2 separate regions of the Homo sapiens genome follow, and region 2 is linked to region 1. Evidence: read pairs that join two places in POLR2A ChIA-PET (ENCODE). Cell type or tissue: Caco-2. All regions are shown on one strand. Each heading gives the region's core, and the rest is flanking DNA. Links, peaks and the distances in the headings are about the cores only. Region 1 overlaps TPM1 (tropomyosin 1). Region 2 overlaps TLN2 (talin 2).

Evidence for each region. Peaks named below come from ENCODE experiments on the same cell type or tissue, not always from the same donor. Only the 100,000 strongest peaks of a DNase experiment are listed, where the experiment ranks them.
Region 2: POLR2A ChIA-PET joins it to region 1 with 5 read pairs; 7 of 35 experiments call an interaction of 5 or more read pairs at or near these places.

The regions. Positions count from the first base shown.
Region 1 is chr15:63,050,332-63,055,707 of GRCh38, reverse strand. All of the region lies in intron 2 of TPM1 (tropomyosin 1), which reads right to left. Among named protein-coding and RNA genes, the nearest start is that of TPM1-AS, 3.6 kb to the right of the region's middle. In Caco-2, for the core only: no CTCF peak of the experiment used is centred there; a DNase peak (open chromatin) is centred at 2,219.
Region 2 is chr15:62,816,063-62,821,438 of GRCh38, reverse strand. TLN2 (talin 2) reads right to left here. Exons shown (of 59, transcript NM_015059.3): 53 at 1,818-1,923; 54 at 829-953. Among named protein-coding and RNA genes, the nearest start is that of MIR190A, 5.2 kb to the left of the region's middle. In Caco-2, for the core only: no CTCF peak of the experiment used is centred there; no DNase peak of the experiment used is centred there.

The DNA of each region.
Region 1 (5,376 bases), core at 215-5,214:
TCAGAACACTTAGGAGTTTTCTAGAAATTACAATACACACTTAGGGACCCATGGTAATAGGATAACAAATTTCTCTACACACAGCCCTGTCTTTGTCATTGAACTGTAAGCTGCTCACATCCAGAGAACTCACAGTTCTCTGCACAGAGTATGGGCTCAGTAAGATGAGTAAAACCAACCTAATTTTAATAAAAGCAACGTTCTCAGCTTATGGATCCACAATACAGAGTTGGAAATGCAAATGTAGTTAGAAACTGTGGTCATAGTCTTTAATCAAAGGAATCTGAGAACCTTCAGCTCTTTGCTCACCTAGATTTGTAAGATTTTAAATGCCAAGTTTTATCTGGGAAGAGAGGTGAGTAGGGCATCTCCAACCACGGTGAAGGACTCTATAAAAACATGTAAATACACTTTTATCTTGACAAAAATGTAGTAATTGGTTGATGGAGGCAGGGAGCAGGGCAAATGTGAAATAAATCAGAGGAAGAGCATTTACAACTGTACTGCCTACAAAGTAAATCATTATCAGTGCACAGCTGGTAAATGGACCCAGCTAGGAATTACTGGCAGATGACTGTTGTTTCTGGTGTGTGTGTGTATTGAAGGGTGAGGGTAATAGGATAACAAATCTCTCAATTATAGGGAAGTGTCTTTTAAAAACCATTAGGCTTTTTTTTTTTATTACTATTACTGGAAGGATGTATATATTAAGGATATACTTTTGGGTCAGGTAAGATTTCTTCACTTTTCTATATTTTCATTTTCCAGTAAAATTCTATTCCTTTTGAGGGTGGGGGGGAGACTCAAAGCGGAAGCAAAAACAAAGGGCAAACAAAACAAAACAAAATTTAAAGCCACACAAAAAAACCAAGCACACAAACCAAAAGCCCTACAACAACAAAAAGCCTCCATAGAGTGTCTAGGTTATGTACTCAAAAGCACTGTACACTTTCTTTTCTTTCCCCCTTTCTTATCATTTTCAATATGATGGCAAATATCCTTGTTACAGAGGCTATGGCCTATTAGAGAAATGCCAGCAAGATTTTCAAAACTTTTTTGTAGCTACCAAGTTCCAAGTTCTCTGCTCTGCTTTAGATCTGGGCCTGAACCTCAAGGACTTTGTACTCACAGAAAGACGACTGTTTATGCTTTGGGGAAAGAACCCTCTGGGTGACAGGTCTCTATCCCCAGCTCCCCACACAGCCGAGTCACCAGAAAGGAAGGAAACAGCACCTCATGTTCATTCCAGCCTTGCACATGAGATCTTCCTACCCAAAGGGCCCCTACCAATCCATCCGTGTCTTCCCTCCGATCACCCCCACCCCCATTCTTTCCCTTAGCTCTTGGCACTGTGTTTACAGAATGCTGTTGTCTAAATGCCACTCTTGTTTCCCCAGGGGCATTCTGTAGAACCTCAGACTCCTGGACATCAGAGAATATGTCCTACAGGAATACCAGCCAGCAGGGCTTCATACAGGGTGCCCCAGCAACGACTGGGCATGGAGACCAGTTTCTAGGTGCCAGTTTGTGATATAGTGGGAGGAATGGTAGGGCACACACAGCAGACCTGAGAGTGGCTGCCCCTTCCTGAGGAGGCCCTGTAAATCCAAAAAATAGGGTCTCAATTTTTTAGCTAGAAGGATCCCTAGGCATTGTCCAGATCAGCAATTCCCACAAGTGGCTGAGTGTCAGAATCAACTCAGAGATGAGCATTAAAAAAAAAACTTTCAGCTGGGCGCTGTGGCTCACGCCTGTAATCCCAGCACTTTGGGAGGCCGAGGCGGGCAATCATGAGGTCAGGAGTTCGAGACCAGCCTGACCAACATGGTGAAACCCCGTCTCTACAAAAAACACAAAAATTAGCCAGGCATGGTGGCACATGCCTGTAATCCCAGCTACTCAGGAGGCTGAGGCAGGAGAATTGCTTGAACCCGGGAGGCAGAGACTGCAGTGAGCCGAGATCATGCCACTGCACTCCAGCCTGGGCGACAGAGCAAGACTCTTGTCTCAAAAACAAAAAAAAAAAAAAAAAAATCAAACTTCCAGGCCGTGTCCCTAGAGATTCTGATTCAGGAGGTCAAAGGGGGAGGGCAGGAATCTGTACTATAAATAAACAATCCCCTTTGCCACCACCCAAAGAAGCTGGCTATTCTTCTAGCTCTTGACTAGAAACAGGCGGCAGGAGGGAACTCTGACCCTGGGCACAGAAGTATGTGGAGGCCATACAGCCATCAGTGTGAGACAGGATTAAGATCCAAGTCACTAGGCTCCCAGCATGCCGGCTCTCCACTATGTCACTTCTCCTGGCTTCCCGGAACATCACGGAAACCTTGGAACTGGCAGTTCTCACTCCTGTGTCTTTATCTCTCCTGAGATCAGATTGAGATGTTCTCCGGCCCCCACCCCAACTCCCCACAAAAGGCCTCAGGCACAGATCCTAACCAGGACTGGGAGAACAGTTGCTGCAATGCAAATCATCTGCTAAAGTGATTATCACAATCTTTTTGAAATGAGGCAGGATATAAAATTGAAAACTTCATAAAACAATGCTAATGGGTAATAGGAAGCTCACATAAGGACACGGAACATTTACTCCCTAGCCCAGAAGTCAATGCCTACTGCCCCAGAGGTTTCAGAGCAGGACAGGCAGAGGGGCTTTGAGGTTAAAGCCAGGACCTAGGAGTAGTATCTGAGGTACACCTATCTTTATGGGAAAACCCTGAACCCATGACAGGCTCTGCAGGCCCTATTATACTGGCCTAGTAGAATTTTTGTTTGGCTCGTTAGAATTCAAGATATGCTTAATTTTATAATTTAATCAGGGCCACTTTTTTCTCTTTCTTATTTTTACTTTTTATTCTGATTTATTATGCTCTATGTTCCAAAAGCCCCACACCTCTCACCTTTACTAGCTTTTATTTCTGGTATTTTTTTTTTTAAGTTTTGAGCTTATTTCAATATTTTCTAAGGTTCTTTTCATCATGGCACCTGGGGAGTCTTAAGGACCTGCTGTTGCCTCTGCCGGTACAAGCCCATAGACACATGACCATCTGTTATCTAAAAGCAGAGATATAAATAACAAGGCATTTGGGGAGGGTCAAGACCCCAGACACAAATTATTTGCAGGCATGTAAATCACTCTTAGTGTACTGAGTTAGCTTTCTTCTTCTTCTTCTTTTTTCTTTGAGATGGAGTCTAGCTCTGTCTCCCAGGCTGGAGTGCAGTGGCATGACCTCGGCTCACTGCAACCTCCACCTCCCGGGTTCAAGCGATTCTCCTGCCTCAGCCTCCCCAGTAGCTAGGATTACAGGCACGTGACACCATGCTCGGCTAATTGCTGTATTTTTAGTAGAGATGGGATTTTGCCATGTTGGCTAGGCTAGTCTCGAACTGCTGACCTCAGGTGATCCACCCGTCTCGGCCGCCCAAAGTGTTGGGATTACAGGCATGAGCCACTGCACCCAGCCAAGTTAGCTTTCTTCTAACAGCAGCCCATGTGCTGACTGCCAGTGAAGTCTTTCAATCTGGGATGCTAGTTTCTTTTATTTCAAAAGTGCTATTGTGTTCTAACAATGAACTACTCAAAAAAGAGACTGCTGTATTAGTAAAGGCTACCAATGTCCTCCTGCAGATGTTTTTAAGTAACTTCCTGGTGCTCTGTACTTGAGGTGCCTTACAATGCATATGACCCTCCTCTAAGGGCATGCACCCCATTCCCCCACCCCAACATGGTACTATATAGAAATCAAGGGCATGCCCACCCCACCATAGTATAATATTATCCCAAATCAGATTTGAAAAAAAAAAAAAAAAACAACTTTTATGAGGCCTAGATTTTCATGAAATCCAGATGTTTTAGCCAATACAACAACAGAAAATTAAAAATGGCAGTGACTTTTACTTTTTAAAAAAGTATTCCAGTTAAGGTTATTAAGAAAAAATACTGGTGGGAGAATATTATAATCTAGAAATCAATCCTCTGGAATATGTTTCCAAAGTCCTGACTGAACTGGAGTGGAACTTGGGATGATCAAAGGTCAGGTCTTTTTATTTCATGCAAACTGTAGTTATACGAAGAAGGTTTCACCCAACTTGCTGTGTAAGGCCAAGTGACCACAGCCAAGCTAAACTTCTGCCCTTATATGGTAAGGAAAGGGGGGAAAAAAAAAAACACTGATGACATTAAGGGGCACTCCCATGGATAACAGATAAACACAACCTCCTGTGTGTGCCAAAGCCCATAATTTATGAAGCATATTTGTATAATGAGGGAGAACAGACATGAACAAGGCATTGTAGTGCCTCTGCCTTGCCTACATATGAAAGCGGAAATCGAGAGTATACATTCCAGTTAACAGCCACTCTGGGAGTGCCAATGCAAGCACAAAATGCACCCTCGGTTTTCCTATCCCGGAAATACTTACCAAGTGTAAAGAGGGAAAGTGCTGGGAATTTTTGTAAATTGGTTATTTCCCATGATTTAATCATGTTACTAATTAAGAACCTTCTGGCCACAACTCCCTGTCTCCTTGTTTGCTGGATACTACTCAGAAAGGAAGATTCATCCTGCCTTTTTCTTTAAATAATGAAAAAAAGCAAACATAACCCTAGTGGGTCACAAGATCTGGAATCAATCATGTCAAGCAAAGTAGCCTCATTCCAACATTTTGAAGGATCCACACACCTTGGAAACACAGACTAGGAGGAAGTAAGGGATGGCTGCTTTTTCCAAGGTAAGGGCTGGTTTAATAGGGCCTATTAATTACAGTCTGAGTATTTGAATTTAGGCCAACTCTCTGGTCAAATATTTTTTGCAGTGGCTCATGGTTTTGTCACTAAACCTTTATCTTTGCTGCCAAAAGAAACTGTTACTGCTAGCTTAACTCACAGCCCAAGCTACATCTAAATACCTAAGTCAGCTACATTTAAGTTCCAATTTCAGAAGTTAGGAACAACTTGCAGCCTGAAAGTCTCTCTTCAATGGTCTGATCCAGTCTTCAAGTTGCTGTCTTAAAAGGTTCTGTGTTCAATCAATCACCCAGGTAGATTGTTTGCAAAGATTACTTAAAAAAATTGAAACTACTTAAACTACTTTTGATATAAAGCCGTGAAAAGAACGAAAGTACTATCTTTAGCCAACTGGCACAGGAAGAGTTCTGTTATAAAAACGACGTGCAAAAGAGAAGGTAAGAATAAAAGTAATAATGTGCCCTTCATAAAATTTATCTTTTGTGTCTAACATCAATCACTAGGCCAGGAGCCAATACAAGGCTCTCCTGCATAGGGTCACACATACTCTTTCTTAGCAGGGTGAGGAGACCTCAGACTTCTACCACTGATACCACTTTAACCCATCAAACATGCCTACCAGCCCGC
Region 2 (5,376 bases), core at 284-5,283, 230 kb after region 1:
CCCTTTTTTGAGGGGAAAAGCCAAATATTATTTCCTAGTATATCTGGGTCCTTGGAAATAGATGAGTTACATGCACCACCAGGGACTTACTTGAATAGGAAGAAAAACAGGCCGCCTCTGGTTCTACCATTTTCCTGCTGAAGACAGCTATGGAAGGTGGGGTAGGAGGTATTAGCTTAACAGGATTGGGGCTTTGCCCCTGGAGACAGCACTAGCTTGTCATCCTTTTATTTAGAAAGTGTCCTTCCTCCTGCCTAATCTAAAAGTATCTCTTTCCTTTAAATGGCTATTTCTCTTCACATATACCTATAATCTTAAGTTTTAAACATTTATCTACATGACAAACACAGAAGGAAAAAACATACCAGCTACCCATCCTCTCCAGCATATACTGACAAAGCCTGGAGTGGGTGCACTTTTGAAGTTCTCATTGCCCTCTGATTCCCAGCAGTGCTATTTCTTTGTAAAAAGCAAAAGAGAAACCAGAAAATTGGAGGCTAACAATCTCCTCTCCAGTAACAGCAACTTCTGACAGAAAGCATCCAACACCTGCTTTAGATAATGAACTAAATCAAGACTGCAAATGCCCCAATTCTTCCTTTGGATACTCAGAGGAATTTTTCTGGGTGGTTAACTTGAAAGACTCATCAGCCATTTTTTTACCCCCATACTCTAAAGCAGTGCCGGGCAGGTAGATCCGGTTTTCTGCTTGCTAGTCTGACCATAAGGAAGGAGCCAAGCTCCCTGCAGCACTCCTAGCTCCATTTCACAGCCACCCACTGGAAGAACCCACTGACATCGGACAGCCAACCATAAATGAACACTTACTTTTGGTTTTGCTCTTGGCTTCAGTTGCTCTAACTTCTTAGCAGCAGCTTCGATGGATGCTGCAGCCCCCAGTAACTCTGTTTCTGCAATGACAGTTGGGTCTTCTGGATCCACCCACTCTGTTCCTAGAATCAGTCCAAAAGAAGGTGATTCTTCATAGCTGCAGACCTCAGGGCACTGGCTTAATTAAAAACACTATCTGGATTTGCATGCATGAAGGCTCCAGGAGCCTGACCTGCATTGTCCTAAGGAACCTTCCTTCCGTCTCTCATAAAGGCCATCTGGATGGGGGTGGGGGGTGGGGGTGCTAATCCTGGTTTTCTAAATCAGTTGCATGTATGGCCCTTCCACAGAGCAGTCACCAAGCAGCTTCAAAAATGATCTCACGGACCAAGGCTTGAGCTTTGCTCTGACTTTGAACTTAAAGCTCATGAATCTAAGTAAGCATCCTCAGGAGACACTACACTATGCTGTACATCACACAGGAATTTGCCATTCTCTTCTCCCTGGAACCCAGGAGGACTGACCCCTCACCTTAATTCAAAGTAAAGGAAATTGGTGAGAAGACCTTTCCCAGGTGGGTTGATTGCTTCTATGTAAACATAAAGGGTGTCCAAACAATGTTTTCAGGTAGCATCATTTTCAAAACATGAAGTACTATTTGAAGGAGAATAAATATCCTGATGAATGAAAATGCAGACAAAAAAGAAATGGGGAGACTCCAAGGAAAGTGAGTAGGTTCTAGGTGGAGGATACCATTTAAGTAGAAGCACTTAATACAAAGACTAGAGAAAAGACTTGCTTCAGGGAGGATGTTTCTTTTTCAAGTTAACTCTAAACCCATTTGCTTGCAGAAAGTCCTCACTGTATTCCTGGCTGCATCTGCCAGCTAAAGGCCATTGCCGTCTGTGCTTTTCCTCTGCTCAGTCTGCTGTATTAGCACTGCCTGGGAGGGTTGCCCTCCACCAAGACGTGAGAATCCAGCCTACCTTTCATGGCTTCCGCCGCCTGGATGAGCTCTGTCACAGCGCCGGCGACTCGCTTGGAGAAAGCGGCCAGCTGCTGCTTGAATTCTGGGGTTGGTTTCTGAAGAATCTACAGGTGAAGAACAAGTCAGAGGCATGAGGGGGATAGTAACCACTGGGACAGGAAAGAAGCACACTCCTCTTGCTGGATGTGGAGTCAGGCAGCCTGGTTTTAAGTTGCATCTCTGTCCCAAGTGACTTCAGAGCCTTGTGGAAAACCCTTACGACTCACTGGGTTTCAATCTCCCCATGTGAGAAATAAAAGGTTGGGAACCAGTGGTGCCTCTAAGGTCCCTCCTGACATAGCTCCTAAAGATCATAAAGGAGACAAAGTCCTTGTTTTCTATTTGGACCTTCATTTGTCCTTTATTTGTACATAAAACACACACATGCACCTGAAATTTAACCAAACTGTAAGAACATTCTGGCTGGGTACAGTGGCTCACACCTGTAATCCAAGCACTTTGGGAGGCCGAGGTGGGAGGGCTGCTTGAGCCCAGGAGTTCAAGACCAGCCTGGTCAACATAGCAAGACCTCATCTCTAATTAAAAAAAAATTAAAAATTGGCTGGGCATGGTGGCACACACCTGTAGTCCCAACTACTCAGGAGGCTGAGGTGGGAAGATCTCTTGAGCACAGGAGGTCAAGGCTGCAGTGAGCAGTGGTTGCATCACTGCACTCCAGCCTTGGCCAGAGAGATTGAGTCAGTCTTTAAAATAAATAAATAAATAAATAAATAAAAATAAAAAAAAAAAGAACATGCTGAGTAAAGGCAAAAGCCCCAAGCTATGGGCCAATCAGTACTTGTGACAAAATAAAGGACCAGAGGAAACACGCCACTCAAGTCCTTGAGACAAAATCCCTAAGTGAGCAACAACTAACTGCTCAGGAGGATCATTCTTGAGAAAACAATCCATTTCCAGAGTTTTGACTGCAAGCTCTCCTGGGAGAAGTCCTGAGGATTTGCCCTCTCTTTTGAATTAGTTCAAAAGTTTTCAAAAATTGTCTTTTGCTTTCTGTTTTTTATGGATTTAAAAAAAGGTACTGAGAATACTAAACACCTTTAAGACATCCCCAGCTGATTTCTTCTCAAACTCATCCATGAATGGAACCACGACACAGGATAAGAGCTCTTCCCCATCTTCCACCAGGGATCTAAATTCTAGTGCACACCATCCTATCCCTTCCTCATGTTGAAATTCTTCTTCCAGTGCTCTTTTCTGTTATCTCTTTCTCACGTTTCCCAATGGTGATCTTCAGATTTAGAAATGTTCAGACAGTCAGGAGAGAAGTATAACTGCTGTCTATCTCTGCACAATTTTGGAGCCTCTGAGTAGGGGACAAAGCATCAGCTTTGGAAATGAACAAACTTGTGTTCAAACCTGGCTTCATCCATTACCGGTTTTAAACCTGTTTTCTCATCTGTAAAGCTGGGATAATGCCTATGTCTCAGGGCTGGCACAAAGATCAAACGGAGGCTGGGCGCAGTGGCTCATGCTTGTAATCCCAGCACTTTGGGAGGCTCGGGCGGGTAGATCATCTGAGGTCAGGAGTTAGAGACCAGCCCGGCCAACATGGTGAAGCTCCGTCTCTATTAAAAATATAAAAATTAGCTGGGTGTGGTGGCGGGTGCCTCTAATCCCAGCTATTCAGGAGGTTGAGGCAGGAGAACTGCCTCAACAGAGGTTGCAGTGAGCCAAGATTGCACCATTGCACTCCAGCCTGGACCACAGAGTGAGACTCCATCTCAAAAAAAAAAAAAAAAAAAAAAGATAGAATGGAATAACACATGGAGAGTATTTCTCACAATGCTTGGAACACAATAGACATTCATTAAATGTGAATTCCCTTCTTGGTGCCCCACACTCCTTTCCCCTGCCCAGGTAGCACAGTCTTTCTCAGGAATCTGGAAAGATGGTTTTTAGACCCCAGGACTAACCCCTTTGCACCATGACTATAAAGAAAGCTTAGAAAAAAACCGATGAGAGGAGTCAATGGGTTACACCATGACCAGCCCTAGACACGGCAGTGTACAGATGACATTATGCGTACGCACAAATGGATTAGTCAATAATCTTTGAGCACTACTTCACATGTATCTATCCTCATCTTCCCTCCTCTTATAATCTTTTATACTTCTTTCATATTTGCTACTGTTCCATGATGATTCCAGGTGCTCTGTGATTCTCACTCTCTCACACTAGGGCCTATATATATATCATTCTGCAGATATTAAGAACTCAGCATAGACCTTTGAATGAACAAATTAATTAATGAGTGAAAAGCAAACCAATACATTATTGGGACAAGTCCTACTATGATGGCTTCCTAGACCAGTTCCAAAAGAACACTAGAGCCATGGAGAAATAGAAGGAAGGGGATAAATGCCTTTTACTTTCCAAGACAGCCAGTGGGCAGGCAATTTAGTTAGGCATAGGTTCAGCAGTCAATATCAATGTACCTGTGTACAGGTACTTATCCTCTCTCTAAGCCTCAGTTTATTAAGCGACCACAACAGTCTTCCTTTATAGAGCTGTGGTGAGGTTATATAAATTAATATATATATATAAAGAGCTACTGATAAAATTCTTCTGGTGTGTAGCCTGGGCATAAGAATTTTTTAAGTTCCCTGGGTGACTCATGTGGCCATAGTTGTAAACCACTGCTCTAGACTTAGATGGTGGCATTTGTCACCACTTAATTGCAAAAGGCTTGTACCATATTTGTCTGCAACAATATATGCTGTACGACTACCAGGTTATTAATAGTTATGGCTCAGGATCTCAGTAGCTAAGCAGTCCATAGGCATTGTTAAATGGTTTCTCTAAAGTGGCCAACACAGCATGAATAAGCAAAGGGTTAAAGGTATGGTGCGGACACTCATAATTAATGGCAAAAGACTGAATGATTTTCCCCTAAGCTCAAGACAAGGGAAGGATGTTTGTTCACATACTTCTACCAACATTCCCACAGAGTGGAATGATGAAAGACTTCTGTCTCTAAAAGGAGGGCCTTCAGTGAGAAGTGTACAACATGACAGCCCTCAGACAGGGAACAGCCCTGATAAAGAACCCGAGCTTTAGATAACGGAGGAGAAGAGGAGTTCTATTTTTATTCTGCCATTAAGTCAACATGATTTCTGATAGCAGACAACAGACAGATCCAAATTAAAGCTCTGCCAGTGGAAGCAAGGATAATTTTAGCCCTGCCAAAGATCTCAAACTGGTTTTGCAGAAATATTGAACTGTGATAGTTGCAGAGGCAAAGTAGCGGCTTTTTGTCCTGCAATACAAATCCTCTATGATAAACGAGCAAACAGCAAACGCAGGAGGCCACCATCATTCAAATGGACATCTCTAAAACATCATAAAGCAGCTCTCGGGGCAGCGGGGAGATGGCTCTGTCGAAATTAGATCCTATGTTTGTTGAGAGTTAACTGAATTCTCTAAAGGATTCCCCAGGCGGGGGTTTTCCATTTGGAGTCTCTAAATACCAAAAGGTTCTAACTAGGTTTTGTGGGTCT